Linked DNA regions of Homo sapiens: region 2 is linked to region 1. The links are chromatin loops, found by intact Hi-C in ENCODE. Cell type or tissue: heart left ventricle. All regions are shown on one strand. Links, peaks and the distances in the headings refer to the core of each region. The heading gives the core; the rest is flanking DNA.

Region 1 (9,132 bases), core at 122-8,121:
GATTCAAGAAACATTCATCTGTGATGTTCTAAGATGTGGAACTGAAGTAGAAGATAAACCACAAAGTCTGAGGTGGCTTTGTATTATCTTTGTTATACATTATCTTTGTTTTATAAGTGCATATAGTTGGGTGTTTTAAAAAGGATTGGGGGAGAGTTTTGATGTTTTTCTGTCAGAGTATCTATGGGCAATAAGTACTAAGTTAACCTATCTTCCCCGTTAGACCAAGTCCCTTGAGGTCAGGGACCATGGTCATTTCCACATATTTCATGGGTTCTCAGAAAATGTACCTTGATGGAATGAGGAATAAAAGAATGAATCATAATAATGATTATTAATTTTATTCTGATTCATGTTTTATAACATAATCTTTAAAAACTCATATGCATTTCTTAAGTGCTGAAATTATAAATCATCATCATCATTATTATTTTGGCCCTAGTAAACAAGCCCTTATACATAAAACTACCAGCCCAGTAATTGGCACATAGTATATATTCAATAAATATGGCCTTTTTATCTCCTCACTCCTCATGTCCATATGGAATATAAAAATAATCTAAATTCTTGAAGACTAGTAAATATGAAATTGTACTCGAATAAGCGTGTTCTGATATCCTACTCTTTTTTTCTAAAGTATGTTAAATTACATCATGAAAATCAAGAACATTTAAACCAACAGTTCTATGAATAATCGTATTTTCACAGTGTTCTTCGCTCCTAGACAGAATGAATCTGGGTGCATACAATGCCTCTACAAAACAAGCTAGGTTTTACACAAATATAAAACCAAGACAAAATGCAGCCTTTCTGCGTTTAGATGTTTACTGATAAACAGAGCAACTAGCTAGTCAGTGACAGGACGAGTTTCCTGGTACTCAGATTGACTTGAGCCATTTCTGTGAAGAGGAAGCCAGGTTGTGGAATGGGGAGCAGGGAACACAGAATCTCTAGCATATTGTTTTAAAAGGAAAACTCAAGTACCAAGTAAGATCACCTTGAACACAATCAGTGTCTATATGATTTCACAAAAGATGTTAGACTGTTCTGAACTGAGAATGTTATCCATTTGGAAAGCCATTTTTACTTGTATACCTCTTAAAAATATAGTAAGATCCTTTGTGTAACTTATTCACTAAGCAAATTGCACAAGACTTCTTCAAACTAACATTCCTATTTAATATTCACACTTTACTAGCTCAAAATGAATAGCAACTATAAAGGAGAGTCTAAAGGGGACACCTATACCAGTGTCCCCACACCCACAGGGAGGGAGCTAAGTGAATAGCCAGAGCACACAGAAGGTAACTGCCAGACCTCAAGGCTCAACCCACATTACACACCCATCCTAGAGAAAACATACACATATAAATAAATGAGAATTAAAATGTTTCATTGATTCTATCTCAATAAGGCAATCTACATACTCAAATAGCATAAAGTTTATAGCTGAGGCAAAGGAGGCATTGTGCTTAGCATTTGAGATAATTATATTAATTTTCCACTTTAGAATAAGCTGGTTTTAAAGAGATAAGGAGGAGCAGTTAGGGATTAAACAGTCACAGAGTATAGCCACCTCTTTGGTTTTTGACACAAAGATCCCTTGATTGGAATTTAATCTATTAACTTGGATTCACTTTATTTCACAAAGGAAATTAGAGGTGCCTCACTGGCCCCACTTGGTAGGTATAAACTAATATTTTACTGACAGATATAATCTTATATGCCCCGACATCCCATCACTGAGTAATACAAGTTGCCTATGGTTTTCTTGTTTTTTGCTTTCTGTCAATTTGCAAGAAGCACACGCTACTTTTAAAGAATAAACAATGGGGTGATTGATGAAGCCCACAATTACACAGCCAAGAATATTTTACAGAAGAAACATTATGTGTTTCCTGAAATTTCCACCTTGCATCATGCCCAGGTCTACGTGCTTTATTCTCTATATTTTTAAAGCATAGAATTTGAGAGTTTTGCATGTCAACAATGTCACATGGTTGTCACCCTGAAATGAGAAGAAACCAACACAGCCCAGTACCCAGAAGTATGCTCTCAAATTTCAAAGAGCAATCTCAAAGTATTAAATAGCTTAGTAAAATGCAGTTATGACTTTCCCTTGACTGAAGGGAAGAGAATTTTTAATGTAATAGCAGTAACAGTTAAAATCCTCTTAGCCCGTTATCTATAAGGCATTTTCACATTCACTATCTTATGTAAAAAGATAACTCACCAAACCAGGTGTTTAAGGACTTACCTATTTTTGCAAGGGATGCTAGAAGTATCCAGAGAGTGACCTCATAAGGAATTTGCACATAGTCATAATCCAGTTCAAAAACAGATATCCCTTCCTCTGGCTCTGAGCTGGCAGCAGCAAACCAAGCGTTAGATGCATACTGAGCAGTGGAATTTGCAGATTCATTCAAATCAGAAGATGCTTCAGAACACTCAAGAGCCACTAGCAGTAGCAAACAATTCCAAGGACTGTAAGTCACGAACATCTGCAGAGCCATTCCTGTGGGCTTCTCCTACCTACACCCCTGTGTGGATGTGTGCCACACATCTGAAGTCGGGGAGGCTTCTAGAGAGTGACTGCATCCACCTGGGTCAAAAGTAATATAGGTACAGTCTGTGGGTCCTCCCAAGAAGATTCCGAGTGTGTTATTGAGCTCTGTATGTAGACACTTTCTAATCTGGTTTAAATCGTTTGTGTTCAGGCAACTCAGCTTCCAACTCAAATGCAGTTATTCAATAGACTTGTTAAAGTCCATGGAGCTACCTGGAGGACCTCCATCCAATCATGGCTTGAGCAATTTATGAAAGAAATAAAAATCTCTTCACTTAAAGGCATTTCCTCATTTCACTGCATACTGGCTTTGTCTTGTGGGTGAAAATTTAAAAGGATACTGTAGTGCTCATTCCACAGATCACTGGAGTCCTTCTAATGAGGAAAGGAAACCTTCCCTGTCTATCAGATCCCAAGAAGGAGCTACCTGATCTGCGCTTGTTCCTTCTCTCCTCCCCCTGTCCTCTCATTTGTTTTGAATGACCACGGCTTCAGGTAGCTCTGGAACTACACTTAATTATTTGCTTTGATTTGACTTTTGTAATGAAATCCTTTCTCTGAGGGTTCTCTGGAGGTCACACTGCTGACACCTAGTGGGCACCTGCAATACAACACCCTTGACACTTTCAGTTATGAACGTTAAGGTGACCATGAAATTATCTAAACCAGGACACTTTGGGGAATGAATAATAATGATAATTATGCAAAGCTATAGGCACAAACCAGAATTGTCCAGCAAACTGTCTTATATGGTCTCTATACATGAGGAAGAAGGAGGATAAGAAGGAGGTGGTAACAACAAGGATGGTAGCAAACACTGAAACTTTTGCATGTTACCAGACTCCATGAGCAGTCATTCATAGAAGGAATGAAGTTCCAGATCTCTATGAACTTTACACTATAATTTTTAAAAAACAGGAAGCCAAAGAACAAGTTCCATAAATACACCTAAATACCTGGATTTGTAAAACTCCATGGCACATCCAGATTTTCCATTTAAAAAACATTTGTTGTTGTTAAAAAGAAGCAGCATCATAGAATGTTGATGAAAGAATTTTGAGATAATTTTTATGAGCCTACTTCTCGCTCTTCTACTTGTTGCCAGGTGACCTTGGTGAAGTTAATTACCTTTCAGAAATTCCTTATCTGAAACAGAGAGGAAAATATCTGCCTCATTGAGTAGCTAGGAACATTAAATGAGATAAAGCAAGTAAAGAATTTGGCATGTAGTTGGCACTTAAATGTTAGTTTTTATTTTAAATTACATTTCTTATACTTTTAGGATAAGATACAACACTTTTGCAATGATTACTGATACTCAGTAAAAAATGAGAATAATACATCATCCATATACTACCCCAACATCTCTTTTACATCAAACTGCAAGATGCTTTGTGTTTTGTTTTTTCTTAGTTCATATTAGTGAGTGCAGGGGATTTCCCCCCAGCCAACACACACACACACACACACACACACACACACACACACACACACACACTCAGCTAACATCACTGGGAAATTGAGAAAGGAATGGTTGAGAAGGGCTAACACCTAGATGCAAATTCATAGTGAGGCAATAGAATTAAAAGTTCACATATGAATATTTTTTCTTTTTCCTTCAGTTTGACTCCAGAATAGATTAGATTCAGTCACTGAAATGAGACTATCAGGTGGACTACAAGAAGGGTACACATATTGAGTCGATTATTTTTTCTCAAAGAATATATGAATATCCTTTAATAGAAAGCTGCTTTATAATAGGTGTTTTATTTTTATTTGCATTTTATTGTACTTTTCTTTCTAAAAAGAAATGAGGGAGCAAGTCTCACATAGTGCCTTGTGGAAAGACCAAAATGAAGAATCAAAAGACTTATGTACTCAGACATTAGTTATCTGATTGGCTTTGGAAAATTACCTGTTTGAGCCTTATAGTTTGAGCCTTTATAGTTTTCTCATCTATAAAATAAAGATGCTGTCCATACCTGGTAACCCTTTCCTGCTCTAAAATTCCAAATTTTGTGAGTATATGGCAACCCGTTTAGCCTTATGATCACCTGATGGCTGATAGTCCAGTCCCTCTCAGAGTAAAAATGCCAATCTTGGGAGGATGGTAAGAGAACAACTTGAGCTCTGCAACAGTCTACTAACTTGTGGTCCAGGTTAAGATGTAGCAGCCCACTTCATCAACCATCGGCATCACTTCCACTCATGCAGTACTTTCTTACAGATGTCAGAACATTCTTTCTAAAATGATTTCTTAGTATAAGGTCCCCAGAAAGTGTATGTGAGACAAAGCTTCCATGAGAAGTGCAAACTAAGGGCAGCAAAAGTGAGGGGAAAGGGGGAAGAAAGGAGAAGCTCTTCTAGAATGACAGCATAAGAAGCACCATAGATTTCCTAGTGAAACAACTATAACTGGTGAGATCATTAAAAATCAAAAACAACCATCCAGTCTCTGGAAATTGTCCTAAGAGCAGACAGAAATTGAAAAAAATCTTCTAAATATTGGTAAGACCTGAAGGCACGGCCTGTTTTCTCTACCCACCCCTCAGCTCAATGTGAGAAAAACTCTATTCTGGATGAATGTAGCCACGAGGATGGGGCTGCCTCTAATCCCAGATCCCAGTTTATGACTACAGTTTCTACCCAGAAAAGTCAGGTTGTCAGCATACGTAACCAAACTCTGCCCTACCCCAATCCTAGCAATATGTTGAACAGACTCTATTGCAGGCAAATGTAACTGAATCTACCCCAGAAACAGCAAATTAGGAATACTGGACCCCGATAACTCTCAACTTACTCATAAGACTGAGTTTTCACAACACTGGAAATAAACCAAGATGACCAGTGGCTACTACCCCAGTCCAGCATCCCACTCACACACCAGGGGTATCACTCCAAGAGAAGTAGGTTACTATCTCTATCCCCATCTCCAGAGTAGTGGAACAGAGTTTCTGCCAAGGAGAGGAGACAGGCTATAGAACAGAGAACTCTATAACTAACTCTAAGTATGCTAACTTTATTTGGAACAAAATATAGAGATGTTCAAGCCTAAGGGCACTGTCAAAAACAATGAAGATTTAGGTTGTGAGCAAGGAAGAAAAGCTAGTAGCTCCATGATTGCAATAAGTTAAAGAGTAGACCAACTAGAAGTTTAACAGAAGAACCAGAAAAAGAGATGGCTGAAAAGAGCTCTCCTGAGGCTATAACATGTCTCAGAGACTGGTCTCAAAGATTACCCTGCAAAGGAGCCTGACTTTAATTGGATCGGACTGTGGAGTAATTTATAACCCAAGGCATTGTTGAAAACAATAGGCCATTTCAGCCAGCAGTTACTGGAGGCTAACAGTTGAGTGTGATGTCAATAGATACAACAGACCAGCTAGAAGCTTAATATATCAGTGAAAGAAAGTCAGAGAAGCCTGCTAAAACCATTGTTATTCTGGGGGAAGGGAGAAAGGGCTTAGGGGTATTATAACCATGCCCCAGGCTTCACTGGCTGAGGATCAGTATAAAAAGCTGCACAGGGAAATAGACTTTGCTGATATAGTCCAGCCAAGTCACTAAACAAACAGCAAACAATTAAGCAACAACAAGCCCTGGAGTTGGGGGAGGGGGAGAAAGCAGCATCAAGAATTGCTACAAGAAATCATCTAAAATATCCAGTTTTTAGGCAGAAAAAAATTATGGACTACATACTGTCTACAGAAGTCACATTTTAGTTTCAAAGATACCAGTAGGTTGAAAGTAAAAAAAAAAAAAATGAGAAAAGATATATTACACAAACACTATGCTAAGAGAACTTGAGTGGCTTTACACTGACGAAATATGCTTTAAAATAACAAATGTTACTAGAGATAAAGAGGGACATTTAAGAAAAAGAAAAGTGTCAATCTATCAAGAAGATGTAACAATTCAAACTTATTTATACAAAGTGGGATTTATCTCAGGAAGGCAAGGTTGGTTTAATATTTAAAAATTATTTCATATAACATACATGTCAATAGAATTAAGGCAAAACCACATGACCATTTCAACAGACTGAGAAAAGCATTTGACAAAATCAACAACCTTTTATTTTAAAAACACTCTACAGGTCAGGAATGGAAGGAAACTTCTTCAACATGATAATACACAGCCAACATCATACTTAAAGGGAAAAGACTAAATACATTTCCCTGAAAGAACAGGAACAAGACAAAGAGATACACTCTTGCCACTTCCATTCAATATTCTACTAGAGCTGCTTTTAGTCAGGGCATTTAGACAATGAAAAGAAACAAAAGGCATTCAGATTGGAAGGAAAAAAAGTCAAACTATTTCCACTTGCATGATCTTTTAAATAGATTACTCTAAAATATTTAAACAGAATATCCTGAATAATTGACTAAAAAACTATTAGATATAATAAATGAGTTTAACAAGCTTGTAGGATATGAGATCAATATGCAAAAACAAATTGTGTTTTATAGTGACAATGAATAAAACAAAATGGAATTAAGAAAATAATGCCATTTATAATAGCATCAAAAAATGCAATTCTTAGGAATAAGTTTATCAAAAAAGTGTCACACTTGTATTCTAAAAAAAATTGTTTAAAGAAGATCTAAATAAATGGAAATATGATCCAAATAATAATTATCAGTTAACTTAATTTCTCAGAAAAGATCCATTCACAGGTGCACCAGAGTATCGCAGGGTGCTGTGCGCTTTCCTGTTTATACTTGTGATGGTGAAGGGAAAATATAAACAGTTTTCATTTGCAAAGCAGAGAGTTAAAAGAATCATCCTGGAATTTTAGGTCCGCAGCAAGCTATTGGATACCTGACAGTTTTGATCTAATTATTCAGATAACTATATTGGTTGTAGAAACTTGACCTTCTCTGACCTGCCTTCCTGACCCCTTTTTGGTGCCAGTCCCAAGAATCCCTGTGGTTCTTGTCATCTGTTCATAGAAACCCGCTCACACATAGAGCCCAGTGGCAGGAAAGGAATGGCCAGACATCCTCTCCCCAGTGGGTGCCTTATAATTTAGATTGCTATATCCTGTCTTCCCTCATGGGACTAATTGAGGGTGGTACACATGGCAAGAGAATCTCCCATCCATCCCCCAGGGTTTCAGCTGTGCATAGCCAGAAGAGGAGCTTAGGGAACATTCTTCTCTTTTTACCCTCAGTTTTCTAGAGGCAACTTCTGTTTTAGAGAAGCTCCAAAGGAAAAAAAAAAAAAAAAGGCAGAACTGACACCATATTTTACACATGATGAATTAGAAAGTCACCTCTCTCCAGGAATAGTTTTCAACAAAATAATCAGCACACCTCTTCTTCCTTCCCATAACGTGTGCTCATTGTTGACTTTACCAGAAAGTATTTGTGTAGCACTCTGAGACTAAAGTATCTGTTGCTTGCCCCTGAATTCTTGATACTTTGTCAGGGCTCAAATTTATATTCTTTTTTAGGAAGAAGAATGAAAAAGAGTAGTGATAGAGAATTGGTCAATGCTGTCCAGAAAGATGATTTGCCTTCCAAGACCACAGCTAGCAATTAAACTGGATGGCCTGGATCAAGTTCTGGTATATCATACCCCTAAATTGAAAGCCTACATCTTAAGCTGGAGAGAAGTCAAAAGCTATGACCCTGCTTTCAGGACAGAAAGCTGAGCTCTGTCTCTGCTCCCCAAAGTCAAACTTCCACTGCTCAGAGTGAAACAGAGGGGATGGGTAAAGGCAAAATCAAGTCCAGGAGACCCCCCCTATATGGAAGGAGAGGGTAAATACCACAGTGTAGTCTGGGTGGATGGGGTGGGCATGAATGTAAGCTTTGAAATAAGACAGATCTTCACACCAGAGTTAATGTCAGATTCTTACAGTTCTACTGTGATAGCTTCCCTAAGGGAATACAAACTTTGCAAGGGGGAAAAATTTGAAGCTATGTGAACTTGGGCAAGTCTTAAACCTCTTTCAGTCTCAGTTACTTTATCCACGATGATGATGGTGATGATGATGATGATGCCTATTCTAAAGATGTTTGAGGATTAGGTGACATGACAAATAACAGAAAGAAAAATGCTTAATACAGAATTGATACCAGATTAGTATTAGATTCATTTTATTTCAAAGTGATTATAAACTCCACATAGGTAGAAGTCTAATATCCTTCAGTATCCTATAATACTTCCTAATAAGTTACTTGTCCACAAAACATCCTAAATTTATTGGATGGTGGAAATAAGACAGACAGGTGGTTAAAAATGAAACGTGTCATTTTTCTCTATTTACCCACATTGTCACCAGTCACCACTGTTTAGACAATAAGTCACAGGGCTAGTTGAACCCAGTCTAAAATGGCTGAGCTAGCAATTGTATCTTCCCTAATCTTTCCTCTTTGTTCCAAGGGCTGATCCCCTCCCACTTCCACCCCACTCAACCCATAACCCATCACCAACAACACCTACATTAGGAACGCCTAGTAGGTCTGTTTTCCCTCTTTTCTTTCTTTCCTCAACTAAATTCCTATTCCCTTAGGGGGGACCATGACACTGGATTTCGAGGAACACTGATTCTCATT
Region 2 (17,909 bases), core at 4,826-12,825, 400 kb before region 1:
AAGGAAGTTTATGAATTTGTGTTGGGCTGCATTCAAAGCTGTCCTGGGCCACATGCGGCCCATGGGTCGTGGGTTGGACAAACTTGATTTAAACATTTAAACTTTTCTCAAATTGGACCAAGTAAATAATGACATGAGAAAAATAAAATATTTGTACATAAGATATTAAATCAAGCCCGGGTATAATTGTGTAACAGCATGTGATGGATAATTTTAAGTGGCAACCTGGTTAAGGTATGGTGCCCAGCTATTTGGTAAAACATCAGTCTAGATGTGGCTCTGAAGTTGGTTTGTGTGTGTGTGGCCTTTATGTAGGTTAACATTCAAATCAGTAGACTTTGAGTAAAGTAGTTTACCCCCCATAATATGGCTGAGCCTCATCCAATCAGCTGAAGAAGAAAAAGCACTGAAGTCCCCTGAGAAAGAGGGAATACATCCTATCTTATGGATTTTGTCTCTCTGGAGAACCCAGACTAATACAGTGAAAGAGAGGGTTTTATCAGAAAATGAGCCTAGAAGCTGGCAGCCAAGATGGCCAAATAGGAACAGCTCTGGTCTACAGCTCCCAGTGTGAGCGATGCAGAAGATGGGTGATTTCTGCATTTCCATCTGAGGTACTGGGTTCATCTCACTAGGGAGTGACAGACAGTGGGCACAGGACAGTGGGTGCAGCGCACCGTGCGAGAGCCGAAACAGGGCGAGGCATTGCCTGACTCAGGAAGGGCAAGGGGTCAGGGACTTCCCTTTCCTAGTCAAAGAAAGGGGTGACAGATGGCACCTGGAAAACCGGGTCACTCCCACCCTAATACTGCGCTTTTCTGACGGGCTTAAAAAACGGCACACCAGGAGATTATATCCCACACATGGCTTGGAGGGTCCTACGCCCACGGAGTCTCGCTGATTGCTAGCACAGCAGTCTGAGATCAAACTGCAAGGGGGCAGCGAGGCTGGGGGAGGGGCACGCGCCATTGCCCAGGCTCGCTTAGGTAAACAAAGCAGCCGGGAAGCTCGAACTGGGTGGAGCCCACCACAGCTCAAGGAGGCCTGCCTGCCTGTGTAGGCTCCACCTCTGGGGGCAGGGCACAGATAAACAAAAAGACAGCAGTAACCTCTGCAGACTTAAATGTCCCTGTCTGACAGCTTTGAAGAGAGCAGTGGTTCTCCCAGCATGCAGCTGGAGATCTGAGAATGGGCAGACTGCCTCCTCAAGTGGGTCCCTGACCCCTGACCCCCGAGCAGCCTAACGGGGAGGCACCCCCCAGTAGGGGCAGACTGACACCTCACACGGCCAGGTACTCCTCTGAGACAAAACTTCCAGAGGAACGATCAGACAGCAGCATTCGCGGTTCACGAAAATCCGCTGTTCTGCAGCCACTGCTGCTGATACCCAGGCAAACAGGGTCTGGAGTGGACCTCTAGCAATCTCCAACAGACCTGCAGCTGAGGGTCCTGTCTGCTAGAAGGAAAACCAACAAACAGAAAGGACATGCACACCAAAAACCCATCTGTACATCACCACCATCAAAGACCAAAAGTAGATAAAACCACAAAGATGGGGAAAAAACAGAGCAGAAAAACTGGAAACTCTAAAAAGCTGAGCGCCTCTCCTCCTCCAAAGGAATGCAGTTCCTCACCAGCAACAGAAAAAAGCTAGATGGAGAATGACTTTGACGAGTTGAGAGAAGAAGGCTTCAGACGATAAACTACTCCAAGCTACAGAAGGAAATTCAAACCAAAGGCAAAGAAGTTAAAAACTTTGAAAAAAATTTGGATGAATGTATAACTAGAATAACCAATACAGAGAAGTGCTTAAAGGAGCTGATGGAGCTGAAAGCCAAGGCTCGAGAACTATGTGAAGAATGCAGAAGCCTCAGGAGCCGATGTGATCAACTGGAAGAAAGGGTATCAGTGATGGAAGATGAAATGAATGAAATGAAGCGAGAAGGGAAGTTTAGAGAAAAAAGAATAAAAAGAAACGAACAAAGCCTCCAAGAAATATGGGACTATGTGAAAAGACCAAATCTACATCTGATTGGTGTACCTGAAAGTGACAGGGAGAATGGAACCAAATTGGAAAACACTCTGCAGGATATTATCCAGGAGAACTTCCCCAATCTAGCAAGGCAGACCAACATTCAGATTCAGGAAATACAGAGAACGCCACAAAGATACTCCTCGAGACGAGCAACTCCAAGACACATAATTGTCAGATTCACCAAAGTTGAAATGAAGGAAAATATGTTAAGGGCAGCCAGAGAGAAAGGTCGGTTACCCACAAAGGGAAGCCCATCAGACTAACAGCAGATCTCTTGGCAGAAACTCTACAAGCCAGAAGAGAGTGGGGGCCAATATTCAACATTCTTAAAGAAAAGAATTTTCAACCCAGAATTTCATATCCAGCCAAACTAAGCTTCATAAGTGAAGGAGAAATAAAATACTTTACGGACAAGCAAATGCTGAGAGATTTTGTCACCACCAGGCCTGCCCTAAAAGAGCTCCTGAAGGAAGCACTAAACATGGAAAGGAACAACCGGTACCAGTCACTGCAAAACCATGCCAAAATGTAAAGACCATCGAGGCTAGGAAGAAACTGCATCAACTAACGAGCAAAATAACCAGCTAACATCATAATGACAGGATGAAATTCACACATAACCATATTAACTTTAAATGTAAATGGACTAAATGCTCCAATTAAAAGACACAGACTGGCAAATTGGATAAAGAGTCAAGACCCATCCGTGTGCTGTATTCAGGAAACCCATCTCACGTGCAGAGACACACATAGGCTCAAAATAAAAGGATGGAGGAAGATCTACCAAGCAAATGGAAAACAAAAAAAGGCAGGGGTTGCAATCCTAGTCTCTGATAAAACAGACTTCAAGCCAACAAAGATCAAAAGAGACAAAGAAGGCCATTACATAATGGTAAGGGGATCAATTCAACAAGAAGAACTAACTATCCTAAATATATATGCACCCAATACAGGAGCACCCAGATTCATAAAGCAAGTCCTGAGTGACCTACAAAGAGACTTAGACTCCCACACAATAAGAATGGGAGACTTTAACACCCCACTGTCAACATTAGACAGATCATCGAGACAGAAAGTTAACAAGGATACCCAGGAATTGAACTCAACTCTGCACCATGCGGACCTAATAGACATCTACAGAACTCTCCACCCGAAATCAACTGAATATACATTTTTTTCAGCACCACACCACACCTATTCCAAAATTGACCACGTAGTTGGAAGTAAAGCTCTCCTCAGCAAATGTAAAAGAACAGAAATTATAACAAACTGTCTCTCAGACCACAGTGCTATCAAACCAGAACTCAGGATTAAGAAACTCACTCAAAACCGCTCAACTACATGGAAACTGAATAACCTGCTCCTGAATGACTACTGGGTGCATAACAAAATGAAGGCAGAAATAAAGATGTTCTTTGAAACCAACGAGAACAAAGACACAACATACCAGAATCTCTGGGACACATTCAAAGCAGTGAGTAGAGGGAAATTTATAGCACTAAATGCCCACAAGAGAAAGCAGAAAAGATGCAAAATTGACACCCTAGCATCACAATTAAAAGAAGTAGAAAAGCAAGAGCAAACACATTCAAAAGCTAGCAGAAGGCAAGAAATAACTAAAATAAGAGCAGAACTGAAGGAAATAGAGACACAAAAAACCCTTCAAAAAATTAATGAATCCAGGAGCTGGTTTCTTGAAAGGATCAACAAAATTGATAGACCACTAGCAAGACTAATAAAGAAGAAAAGAGAGAAGAATCAAATAGATGTAATAAAAAATGATAAAGGGGATATCACCACTGATCCCACAGAAATACAAACTACCATCAGAGAATACTACAAACACCTCTACGCAAATAAACTAGAAAATCTAGAAGAACTGGATAAATTCCTCGACACACACACCCTCCAAAGACTAAACCAGGAAGAAGTTGAATCCCTGAATAGACCAATAACAGGCTCTGAAATTGTGGCAATAATCAATAGCTTACCAACCAAAAAGAGTCCAGGACCAGATGGATCCACAGCCGAATTCTACCAGAGGTACAAGGAGGAGCTGTTACCATTCCTTCTTAAATTATTCCAATCAATAGAAAAAGAGGGAATCCTCCCTAACTCATTTTATGAGGCCAGCATCATCCTGATACCAAAGCCGGGCAGAGACACAGCCAAAAAAGAGAATTTTAGACCAATATCCTTGATGAACATTGATGCAAAAATCCTCAATAAAATACTGGCAAACCAAATCCAGCAGCACATCAAAAAGCTTATATACACCATGATCAAGTGGGCTTCATCCCTGGGATGCAAGGCTGGTTCAATATATGCAAATCAATAAATGTAATCCAGCATATAAACAGAACTAAAGACAAAAACCACATGATTATCTCAATAGATGCAGAAAAGGCCTTTGACAAAATTCAATAACCCTTCATGCTAAAAACTCTCAATAAATTAGGTATTGATGGGACGTATCTCAAAATAATAAGAGCTATCTATGACAAACCCACAGCCAATATCATACTGAATGGGCAAAAACTGGAAGCATTCCCTTTGAAAACTGGCACAAGACAGGGATGCCCTCTCTCACCACTCCTATTCAACATAGTGTTGGAAGTTCTGGCCAGGGCAATTAGGCAGGAGAAGGAAATAAAGGGTATTCAATTAGGAAAAGAGGAAGTCAAATTGTCCCTGTTTGCAGATGACATGATTGTATATCTAGAAAACCCCATCGTCTCAGCCCAAAATCTCCTTAAGCTGATAAGCAACTTCAGTAAAGTCTCAGGATACAAAATCAATGTACAAAAATCACAAGCATTCTTATACACCAATAACAGACAAACAGAGAGCCAAATCATGAGTGAAATCCCATTCACAATTGTTTCAAAGAGAATAAAATACCTAGGAATCCAACTTACAAGGGACATGAAGGACCTCTTCAAGGAGAACTACAAACCACTGCTCAATGAAATAAAAGAGGATACAAACAAATGGAAGAACATTCCATGCTCATGGCTAGGAAGAATCAATATGGTGAAAATGGCCATACTGCCCAAGGTAATTTATAGATTCAATGCCATCCTCATCAAGCTAGCAATGACTTTCTTCACAGAATCGGAAAAAACTACTTTAAAGTTCATATGGAACCAAAAAAGAGCCTGCATCGCCAAGTCAATCCTAAGCCAAAAGAACAAAGTCATAGGCATCACGCTACCTGACTTCAAACTATACTACAAGGCTATAGTCAACAAAACAGCATGGTACTGGTACCAAAACAGAGATATAGATCAATGGAACAGAACAGAGCCCTCAGAAATAACACCGCATATCTACAACTATCTGATCTTTGACAAACCTGAGAAAAACAAGCAATGGGGAAAGGATTCCCTATTTAATAAATGGTGCTGGGAAAACTGGCTAGCCATATGTAGAAAGCTGAAACTGGATCCCTTCCTTACACCTTATACAAAAATTAATTCAAGATGGATTAAAGACTTCCATGTTAGACCTAAAACCATAAAAACCCTAGAAGAAAACCTAGGCATTACCATTCAGGACATAGGCATGGACAAGGACTTCATGTCTAAAACACCAAAAGCAATGGCAACAAAAGCCAAAATTGACAAATGGGATCTAATCAAACTAAAGAGCTTCTGCAGAGCAAAAGAAACTACCATCAGAGTGAACAGGCCACCTACAGAATGGGAGAAAATTTTCGTAACCTACTCATCTGACAAAGGGCTAATATCCAGAATCTACAATGAACTCAAACAAATTTACAAGAAAAAAACAAACAACCCCATCAAAAAGTGGGCAAAGGACATGAACAGACACTTCTCAAAAGAATACATTTATGCAGCCAAAAGAGACATGAAAAAATGCTCATCATCACTGGCCATCAGAGAAATGCAAATCAAAACCACAATGAGATACCATCTCACACCAGTTAGAATGGTGATCATTAAAAAGTCAGGAAACAACAGGTGCTGGAGAGGATGTGGAGAAATAGGAACACTTTTACACTGTTGGTGGGACTGTAAACTAGTTCATCCATTGTGGAAGTCAGTGTGGCGATTCCTCAGGGATCTAGAACTAGAAATACCATTTGACCCAGCCATCCTATTACTGGGTATATACCCAAAGGATTATAAATCATGCTGCTATAAAGACACATGCACACGTATGTTTATTGCGGCATTATTCACAATAGCAAAGACTTGGAACCAACCCAAATGTCCAACAATGATAGACTGGATTAAGAAAATGTGGCACATATACACCATGGAATACTATGCAGCCATAAAAAATGATGAGTTCATGTCCTTTGTAGGGACATGGATGAAATTGGAAATCATCATTCTCAGTAAACTATCGCAGGGACAGAAAACCAAACACTGCATGTTCTCACTCATAGATGGGAATTGAACAATGAGAACACATGGACACAGGAAGGGGAACATCACACTCTGGGGACTGTTGTGGGGTGGGGGGAGTGGGGAGGGATAGCATTAGGAGATATACCTAATGCTAAATGACAAGTTAATGGGTGCAGCACACCAGCATGTCACATGTATACATATGTAACTAACCTGCACATTGTCCACATGTACCCTAAAATTTAAAGTATAATAATAATAAAAGAAAAGAAAAGAAAAAAAGAAAAGAAATAAAACAGATACATTGAAGTGGGTTTCTTATTACATCAACTTGAAGCATTTATTTAAATTTTGTCTACCCAGTATAACCAAATTGATTATTTTAATTAAACAACTTATTAAAAAATTAAAAGTTGTCCAAATGCTTGAGTTAAAAAAAAAAAAAAGAAAATGAGCCTAGTACCTAAAAGACTTCTCTTCCAAAATTGGTGTGCTGGTCTTTAAATAATCCTTATATCTTTTTTAAGTATATGTTTACATTTGTTTACTTTTATGTTACATGAGACACACTTCACAAGCAATTCACACAAAGCTCTGGGAGGTGGATACTTATTATAAGTGTGCCTGGGATTTGTTCACTGTCACAGAGCGAGCACTTTTTGAGTGTATAAAGCTTACTAATTATCACATATCTTGCTACATTACAGTTAAATTATTTAGCCATTTCTACAATGTGACTGTAACCCAGTTACAGGAAGAGGTTTGTGTACTCTCCAGTGACTCTTAGCAGGAAGCTGCCTATGCAAGTACAAAATGGGTGGAATGATGGTCTTTAGCTGATAGCAGAAATGGACAGTCGGCCTTCACCAACCCACCCTACCTTGTGTCTCATACACAGCAAGTTTTAAAGATTTCCAGGAAACATATCTTACCAACTTCCTTAGTAACTAATTCCGGAAGAAATGAAGAAATCCACCTGCAAGCTAGAAATGAAATCCGCTTGATGGCACAGAATATTCAAGTGAGTTTCTAACTCAGTTAACAATATGATAAAACCAAATATATGCACATGCAAAATTATTAAAGATTTGTTTATGTGAGACTCTGATATTTGCCATGAAAATTTCTACCATTAAAATTTGATTAAAAATATAGAAATATTTTCCCCCTTTCAAAATCAGTTTCAAGAAACCCTTGATAGAATCAGCTCATTAATTCTTGGCCCCTTTAACTAATACCACATTTGAAGTCACATGTTATAAATCAGTTTCAGTTGAGATATTAAAATCAGATTATAAGAGAAAAGCCTTGTAAATATTTGCCTCCAAATGAGTTTAAGAATAAATATATATTCAGTAATTCATCCATATTTAGCAGACATTAATAAGACAAAGCATAGCTTTAAGTTCACTTATCATTTAATACAAAGAAGGGACTAGGAAACTGCGCCTGATTTGCTTGTTTATTCTTGGGCTTGGTAATACCTTATTAAAATTTGAACTTCAAAATTGATATAATCAGTCAAATGTCAGCAGAAATATTTATTCTGTAAATGAAGCTTTAGTTAATAGAACTTTAATTTGAAGTACTTTCTATTTTCTTCTCCTCCATAAGAGAAAAGGAAAGGAAGTATACAGGAAAGTTGGATAGAAATAACACAGAGGTTTGAATTTTCCTTCAGGTCTGTGCCAACACTAGAGGTCAGCAACTTTCCAGAAATGACATGTCAAGTCTTCACTTATTGTAATTTACTTTATTTTTATTTTTTTACATTGGAAGAACCGCAGAATTTTAGGTCAAAAAACAGTCTTACTAATGTCCTAATTTGCTGTCTTTTTAGAGGTAAAGTGCTGCTGAGGTGTCAGGACTTGGCTAGTTTCACAGTTACGCTGAGATAGAAGTAAACTCAAGCCCCCATGAGCTGCATAGGGTTAGGAACCTCCACAGTTAGGAAACTCATGGCCCCCAAGAGCGACAGAAATGAGGTGTTATTAATTGTGGATAATTGTGTGGACTGATGTTGTCAGAAGGGACAGGGGAAGGAGAGAAGAGTGGTTGGAAGCTTTGACAAATCTTGGCTCCTGAAGAAGACAAGGGATGAAAAATTTATAAAATGTACCAACAGCTGAAAGGTGCCAACTTCAAAGGTCTTCTTTCTGGACCTCTTCTCCACGTGGATCCCAGGACTTGGACCCTTGCTTCATTTCTTTACAAACCCCAAATTCTTTTCAAACCCCAAATTAAATTCCCACAGAGAAAATTGCTCCAATTTCTAATTAACCTGGACTTTTACTAGGTTCATTGCCCTCAAAATCACTCTTGGCCTCAACGTCATCACTTGCCAGCCCTGACCCACGCTCTGTATGGCAGGTTTCATTTGGATCATGTGACCCCCACCACCTCCGTTGTGGTGCAGCCTCTCAGAAATGATCATCAACAAGGGGAAATGAAGAGGAATGGCTAAGCTTGGGCGTTGGGAAGCCAAAGTCTTTCTGAATCTCTGGCCTGCCAGGAGCTAGGTAATTTTAGGCAACTTAGTAAGCTTCTCTAAACCTCAGTTTTCTCATTTTTACAATGGAAATTATAATTATACCAGTCTCATGGGTTTTTATATGCATTAAATAAGATGTGTGTGGCCAGGTGCAGTGGCTCATGCCTGTAATCCCAGCACTTTGGGAGACCGAGGCGGGTGGATCGCCTGAGGTCAGGAGTTTGAGACCAGCCTGGCCAACATGGTGAAACCCTGTCTCTACTAAAAATACAAAAATTAGCCAGGCGTGGTGGCGGATGCCTGTAATCCCAGCTACTTGGGAGGCTGAGGCAGGAGAATCGCTTGAACCTGGGAGGTGGAAGTTGCACTGAGCCGAGACTGCGCCATTGCACTCTAGCCTGGGCAACAATAGCAAGACTTCATCTCAAAAAAAAAAAAAGATTTGTGTATATATCCCAGCTTGTTTGTATGTGAAAGGAATTTGGCCCAAACTTTCTTATTAAAAAAATAAAATAGGCTTAGGGTGAGGAGGAAATATCTGGACATTTAGCTGCCAGGAGGGGAAGATGCCTGTGCCTGGCCATGTCTTGACAGTTCTCCAATCTGCCTTTCCTCCTGCAGGTGCCTTTCTCCAAAAAAAACAATGAGGGCAAGTGACAGAGAGTCCTGATTTGGTGTAGGTCTGTGCTTGGCACATGATAAGGGTTCAGTAAATGTCACCCATCTTTACTGTTGCTGTCATCATTATCATAAGTCACACTGACCTGTGTCTTGCTGACATAACACACTGCCATGTTTTTTGCTAAAGAAGGGATCAAAGCTCATGGAAGTGAAGAAATGTGTCCTGATGATTTGGATGGTGTATTCATGCTTACACCATTCTCAATTCTCCCATCATGGCCCAGGCCTACACCCTGGTTTTATTAATGCACGAGGCTCACCAGGAATGGCTCCAAAGATTTCTCTGTGCTGAAATGTGGATGTTACTGAAGACATTGAAATAAAATTGGCTACGATACTCAGATTGATGCTGACTCCAAAGATACCAAGATAATTGTTTGGCAATTTGTTTTAAGATGGAAAGGAAAATTGTATTCAATAACCAGGTTGTCTACAAGACATCAAATGACCAATTTCAATTTTTTTATTGAGAAAATCCACTTGATTTCAATATTTTCAGTACCACATAGACATGATCTCAGTACAGTGATTTTTGTAAAATTGGCCCCTGAATCTAGTCTAATTCAGGTTTGTAAAATGTCTATACTTTTTCTACAATGGGAAATGTTCAACATTAGCTACAGGATGCATTCAAACTTTTCCCTCCATTGGGTTTAGAATACCTATGACATTAGGGAGACAAAGACCCAACTGTTTCACTTATCTTGGAGAGGTTTAAATAGTTGTTTCTCCTCTGTCCTCCCTCCATCTGGTACTGTGTTTTGGAAATACAGAAGAAGAATATAAGTTTATGACTCTTGAAAAGGTCAATTAGAATATCAGCCTAAGTGAATATGTAAAACAACTTAAACACTCTAAATACCCCAAATTAAACATTTTGATGATAATTTTTAAAAGAAAATAGTCACTACCATAAGTAAATAAATCCAAATGAGCTAACATAAATAAACATTACTTTTCAATTGTGGAAGTGGGTAAACTGCACGTAAGGAAATTCAAGTGACGGGCAGCCATCCAGAATGACCCTTTCATAAGTTATGCTTTTTTGCATCAGAACTGACCACTTTCTCTCAAGTATCTTTCCTTTTTTTTTTCTGAGACATGCAGTGGGTCAGGAGAAGAGAAATACGTTAAAATAAAATTGTTAGCCTTACTCAACGTCCCTTCTTTTCCACCAAAAAATGTACAAATTGACTTCCAGTTTGGGTGAATTTGCATAAATTTTTCAAAGGTAGAAGGTTTTTCTGACCAAAATTTTTTAGTGTTTCTGTAGATCCTACATTTATTAACATCTATTATAGTTAATTTTGAGCCTCTCCTGTCTTTCAATAATACTGTCATTCAAACTTACTCAACTGAAGAGAAAAATTATGTTTGGATAGACACAATGTATTTGTTTGCCTTTGTAGCATCATTAATGAGAAAAACAAGAGATTATCTTGAAGCAAACCCATGATATTTTACAATAAGTACCATTTTTAATAAAACTCTTAAATCCCCTAAATCTCTGAGTATTCTATTGGCATTAGTACCAGGTATTATTTCACCCCTGTAAATCGGTATCTGACAAGCGTGACAGAAAGCCCATTGCAGCTACCATGTGCCTTTGGCCCACCTTTCCCCTTCTTCCTCTCTGGATCCCAGACAAATGTGCAGAGGTACACAAGGTACTAACAACTGAGAAGAAGAAATCTGTGGGCTACGGATGGAAGAAATCTGTGGGCTGTGGATAGAAGAGCAGGGAGCTAAGGATCACTTGGGTTCCCAGTGGCATCACTGAGCCTCCACACCAGGCCTAAACTGCCTATCCCCAGGCCCTCTGTTACTTGCAAAAGAGGCAACTTGAAGTTTTTTAAGGAATGATGGGTTTGATTTATCATAATACAATGTAAACTCATATATATATATATATATATATATATATATTTTTTTTTTTTTTTTTGAGATGGAGTCTCGCTCTGTCTCCCAGGCTGGAGTGCAGTGGCGCGATCTCGGCCCACTGCAAGCTCCGCCTCCCGGGCTCACGCCATTCTCCTGCCTCAGCCTCCCGAGTAGCTGGGACTACAGGCGCCCGCCACCACACCCGGCTAAATTTTTTTGTATTTTTAGTAGAGACGGGGTTTCACTGTGTTAGCCAGGATGGTCTGGATCTCCTGACCTCGTGATCTGCCCACCTCGGCCTCCCAAAGTGCTGGGATTACGGGCATGAGCCACTGCGCCCAGCCATAAACTCTTAAGATGATAAAACAAATACTACTATTTTTGGTTTAGTTTCTGCATTTAAATTATAAGTTTCTTGAGCGCAAAAGCCATATCTCACCTCTTTAGTACCTTTGCATAACAAAGTAATGTGATCAAAGCAAACATAATAATGATTAATAATAAGCATGAAATGAATGAAACTTCCTAGCCCACATTGGGCTTCATTGATACAACTTCTTGTGTTGAACGCAAACTTTAAAATAGATTATATGTTATCTATTGCTGCATAACACATTAACACAAAACTTAGTGAATATTTATTCACTAAACATGAATATTTATTATTATATGTTTTCTGTAAATGAGAACTCCAGGAGTGGCTTAGCTTGGAGACCCTCATGAGACTGCATTCATGGCTTTGGCCAGGGCTGCAGTCATCTCAAGGCTTGCCTAGGAGAGGATCTGCTTCTGAGCTCACTCATTTGGCTACTGGAAAGACTCCCAAGATCTGCACCCAAGACCATGCACATGGACCTCCCCAGGTGGCCTTCTCAAGACATGGGACATGGCAGCTGTCTTCCCCAGAGCAAGCAAAAAGTCAGAAAGAGAATGAGAGAGAGAGAGAAAATGCAAGACAGAAGCCGCTGTTATTGATAACCTCATTTCAGAAGTGGCTTCCCACCACTATTGCTGTATCCATTGATAATACATCACCAAGTCCTTCCAACAACATTAAACCCAGAGGACATACAAGGAGAAGGAATCACACCACTGCACGAGTCCAGGGGTCACTGGGGCCATCTTAGTGGGTACCTACCACACAAATGTAGATTTCAAACCTGTATAAACACACTTAATATATCACTCACTTACGTGAATCTTTATAGATTTTTAACAGTGAAGATCAACCAGAATCTATTCTTCATGATTCTCAGGGTTTTCTCTTAGTGACCTCTACTCAACTGAGAGAATTAAAAAACTATAGAGAAATACATTTCAGATATTTATCATCACAATGTTTTTCCAGAATCTAGCAAAATCTTTTTGGGTAATTCTGAGGTCCAGCACCAATGGCAACCTAAAGCCAGCAATGGCAGTGACTGTTCACTGTCCTGTCATATCTGCTTTTCTTCTTCCAACTTAACAGCATTGTTACCTGCACGTATTTTATGGTAGCTTCGGCAACCATAAAAAGAAAAATACATAAAAAATAAATAAAACACTGTTTGAATGGTTTACACAACAGGCATTTATTTTCTCACAGTTCTCAAGACCACAAGTCGTGATTGAGGTGCCAGCAAATTTGGTTTCTACTGAAGGTTCCCTTCAGGGCTTGTAGATACATTCTCACTCTGCCCCCACAAAGCCTTTCTGATCTTTATTTTTTTTAATTTAGTTCATTGTTGTTGTTGCTGCTGCTGCTGCTGTTGTCTTTGTTGTTGTTGTTGTTGTTGTTTTAAGAGACAGGCTCTCACTCTGGAGTGCAGTTGTACAATCATTGCTCATTGTAACCTCAAACTCCTGGGCTCAAGCAATCCTCCCACCTCAGCCTCCCTAGTAAGTAGAAGCACAGTGCCCAGCCCTCTCTCCCTTTAAAAACACCAATTATATTGTATAATGACTCCAATCTTATGACCCCATTTAACCTCAGTTACTTCCCCAAAGGCCTTATCCCCAAGTTGCTATCGCACTGGGGGTTAGGGCTTCAACATATGAATTGTGTCAGGGGAGGACACAATTCAGTGCATAACTGTACATGAGTGCTTAGTGTGAAGGCTACATTTCATAGCTTCTTTTGAAGTTAGGTCACTAAATTCTCATCAATGAGATGGAAAAGGAAGACTCGTGAGATAGTTTCTGGTCTTCTTTAAGAAACTGCACGCCTTCTTCCCTCTTTGCCTCCTTCTGTCCTTCCATCCTTCCTTCCTTCCTTCCTTTCTTCCTTCCTCTCTTCCTTCTTTCCTTCCTCCCCTTTCTTTCTTTTTAATGTAAAAAAAAAAAAAAACCAGCTCTTTGTTCTTTCTTCTTCATCCCTTCCTCCATCTCAAAGCCTGGAACAAAGACTATGAGGACGAGAGTCACACCTTTGGAATGGCCTGAAAGTGCCTGGGCCCCCAAGAGCATTGTGGAGTGGAGCTGCTGATGTACCCTGAACTGCCTATCTCTGAACTCTTAAAAGAGTAAGAAATAATTTTCTATTTTATTTAATTCACTACCTTTGAGGGATTCTTTACTTGCAGCTGAATGTAATCCTAATTAATATACCATACTTATGCAACTAAAGTGGAGATGTCACATAATTATCAAATGCTTTGTGGAACATTTGTATTTACATTGTCAAATGAAAAGAAACTTCACAGTTGATTTAAAGTAGTCATTTACAAACTATATGTCCATTTACTAAAACCCAGCATAGTGTTAAAAACAAATTTTAACTCTTTTTTTTTTAAGACAGAGTTTCGCTCTTCTCACCAAGGCTGGAGTGCAATGGCGTGATCTCGGCTCACTGCAACCTCTGCCTCCCGGGTTCAAGAGATTCTCCTGCCTCAGCCTCCCATGTAGCTGGCACTACAGGCATGCACCACCACACCCGGCTAATTTTTGTATTTTTAGTAGAGAGAGGGTCTCACCATGTTGGCCAGTCTGGTCTCAAACTCCTGACCTCGTGATCCACCCTCCTGGGCCTCCCAAAGTGCTGGGATTACAGGCGTGAGCCACTGCACCTGGCCAAATTTTAACTCTTTTAATTGGGCCTTGCATGGCTCCAGTTTGCCTCAGGCTCAAGCACCCCATCTCATTGATCCTAGGCCTGCTTTACACACTTTCCTCACCTGCCTGGCTTCTTACAGATTTGAAATTGCAATGACTGATTTGTTCTAATCCAACCCCTTATTTTATAGATGAGAAAGCAGAGATCCAGAAAAGTAAAGGAATCAGAGATTATGGAGAAATAGGTACTAGAACTGAGGATATGGACTCCCAGTTCAGACCTCTTTCCGTTGTTCGGGCACAAATTATCCCCTTTGAATTTCCCTGGGAAGGAATACCTCTGGGTGGACCCTTCCCCCGGCATTCCTGCAGCTACCCTGTGGGCCTAGCCCTTTTGTACCACAGTAGCTCAGCAGCTGGACCAGTGAGAGGACACCTCTCCCTGCAGTGGAATTCCAGGATGACTAGTTGAAGGCATCCCCACTCTAGACTGCCTAAACCTTCCCTCTAGATGTGGGGACCTGGGGAGGTTGCACGTCCACCTCTTGGAAGTTCTCTCGGCACTCATTTTTTTATCACACAGATAGAGGGACCAGAGTATTACATTCTCAACCCTGTCATCTCCTATCACATAAATGTGATATCATTTTAGTCTATTAGAGTGTCATCACAAAAACAGAGGTGTTAGAGCATGGCAGCACCTGTCAGGGGGTTGCAGATAGTTATGTGAAATATTATGTTAACCCAGTTTCATGACATTAGTGGCAGTAACTCGTCCCTGCAGACTAAGTTCATTATTTGCAATATGTAAATGAAGGTGTCCTGTGCGGGCTACCATTAAAAGAAAAAAAATAGGTCCCCTTACAGAGTTGTGGAATTTTAAAAGTCTAGCACTGAGAGGAGTTTAGAGACCATTAAAGGCCATGTTACAGCATTTCTCTCCTCGCTTTTCAACTTTGAGATGACCAACCACCTTCTCCATGTGCACTTGCTAAGCTTCTCCATCTATATGGCTGAACACAGACCATTTTCAAATAGGGCATTAAAAGTGTTGTTTTACACTGTAATTTAGCTGCATCTGTTCTGTACTTGTTTCCTTGACTAGATTATAGACTCCTCAGAAGAATGGGAATAATCTTCTTTTCCTCTTTTTCGTAGCATCCAGCATCAGGCTTTCTATGTACCAAGAGCACAGTGTTTATTGAGTGATGATCTAGTGGAATCTTTTTTTTTTTTTAAACAAACATAAAGACCATTCAATGTAAAAGAGTCACTCAGTGGGGGAAAATTATTTATTCACCTCTCCAAAGCTCACATTTCTTTATTGTACAGAGTAATAATCTCACTTTATAAGAATTTATGTGGACCTTACACCAGGCACAATGACTCACGCCTGTAATCCCAGCACTTTCAGAGGCCGAGGCGGGGATCAACCTGAGGTCAGGAGTTCAAGACCAGCCTGGGCAACATGATGAAAACCCGTCTCTATTAAAAATACAAAAATTAACTGGGCGTGGTGGCATGTGCCTGTAGTCCCAGCTACTCAGGAGGCTGAGGCAGGAGAATCGCCTGAACCTGGGAGGCGGAGGTTGCAGTGAGCCAAGATTGTGTCACTGCACTCCAGCCTTGCCAACAGAGCAAGACTCTGTCTCAAAAAAAAAAAAAAAAAAAGAGAAAAAAGAATATATGCAAATGGTAAATTAGCAATTTAAGACTAGGCCTTCACATCTAAAAATGGGATATAAAATTATCCATCTAGAATTAGAATTTGAAGACACTAGTTTCTAGTCACATATTATTGCTTGGTGGCTAAATATCCACTTTAAAATATCCCAATGATGTTCTAAATTGGCGATGAAATACTAGAAAGGATTTGTTTTAAATGTTGGCAAAACCCATTGATTTATCTTCCACATTAACACGCTATTTGGAAAATACTACCATTGGTGATGATGATCTTGGTTGGGGTTGGTGATACAGTAAAAACAGCCATAGGAAAACTCGAGGGCCCAAGATACAATCAAAGCGGAATGTGACTCCAAGATTACAACTAGTTTTTAATGTTCATGACTCTACCAGCTTCTCTTCTAACTGGTTTCCATGTTTTCTTAATGTGCGAAGTAACAGGTTTAGAAGAAGGAATATGAAGCTGCCTCCCTGCTTTGAAGTGTAGAAAAGTAAAAATGTTCAGTTTAATGCATGTAAATAAATATACTACAAACCTCACCAAAAAGTAGAGCATGGCATTCCCTCAGAAGCCCCTCTCTGCCCTCATCAAAGGCGAGCACTGTCCTGACGTCCATGGAAATCACTTCTTTGTACTTGTACCACATGAACATGCATATTCCAGACTCTATGGCTTAGGTACACCTGTTTTGAAACTTTTCTGCTCAACATTATGTTTGTGAGACTCATCTATGTTTTTGTTTCTAGTTGTGAATTTATTGTCAGTGCTATATATTATGCCACCGTATAAATATATCCAATTTATTCATCCATACTATTGATAATGGCAATTTGGGTTTTTTCCCTGCTTGATATAATAATGCTATAAAAACATTCTCATATGTATATATATAATTTTCATATATGTGTGTATATATATATATATTATATAGGGAGAGAGAGAGAGATGAATGATAGCTATAGATGATACCTTAGTGCACATTTCTAGGTGTGAAATTTCTGGATCATAAATTTGGATTATCTTCAACTTTAGCAGCTAACTCCAAACCATTTTCCAAAGTGATTCTACCAAGATTTACCATCGTTAGAAGTGCATTAAAGTTAATATTGCTTATTTTCCTTGAACACATCATTGGTCTTTTTAAATTTCAGCCACTCTATAGGTTACGTGCATAGCAGATCTTGTGGTGTTGGATGTGCGTGTTGGATGTGTGTGTTGGATGCCTCGTTCATCAACAAGGTTAAGTATGTTTAAATACACTTATTGGCCACTTTTGAGAGGTACTTTTGCAAGTCTCCTACTTTTTTTTTAAATTAGATTGCTTGTCTTTCTCCTACTGATATATAAGAGTTCCTCGTAAATGTTTGACATGAATTTTTGGGATGTACCTGTATTACAAATACATGCCCCAACTCTGTGACATTTATTTTAATCCCTTACTGAATGACTTTGTAGAACAGAATTTCTTAAATTTAAAATCATCACTCTATTCTATTTCAATTGTATGGTTGCCTATCTTTGAGATGATGAGAGCTTGTCTTATTTTTTTTAAGTCTGATGTCTAGTAAGTTCTACTACGTTGCTTTTCTTTCCTCAATACTGTCTTAGCCATTCTTAGACTTTTGCATTTCACAGCAATGGTAAAATAAAACAAAGTTCCAGAAAAATCAAAGTTGAATTTTGATTAAAATTGCACTCAAACTGTAAATCAGTTTGGAAGCAATTTGC

The links. Peaks named below come from ENCODE experiments on the same cell type or tissue, not always from the same donor. Only the 100,000 strongest peaks of a DNase experiment are listed, where the experiment ranks them.
Region 2: a loop joins it to region 1, with 15 times the contacts of the local background. A loop is called at or near these places in 6 of 110 quality-filtered maps.

The regions. Positions count from the first base shown.
Region 1 is chr2:102,467,141-102,476,272 of GRCh38, reverse strand. It overlaps SLC9A4 (solute carrier family 9 member A4), which reads right to left and starts at 3,047. Exons shown (of 12, transcript NM_001011552.4): 1 at 2,258-3,047. The coding sequence starts at 2,513. In heart left ventricle, for the core only: a CTCF peak has its summit at 3,158 (motif pointing left); no DNase peak of the experiment used is centred there; H3K27me3 peaks cover 1,959 bases.
Region 2 is chr2:102,862,790-102,880,698 of GRCh38, reverse strand. LINC01796 (long intergenic non-protein coding RNA 1796) reads left to right here. Exons shown (of 4, transcript NR_135562.1): 4 at 7,119-7,360. Among named protein-coding and RNA genes, the nearest start is that of LINC01796, 24 kb to the left of the region's middle. In heart left ventricle, for the core only: a CTCF peak has its summit at 8,100 (motif pointing right); no DNase peak of the experiment used is centred there.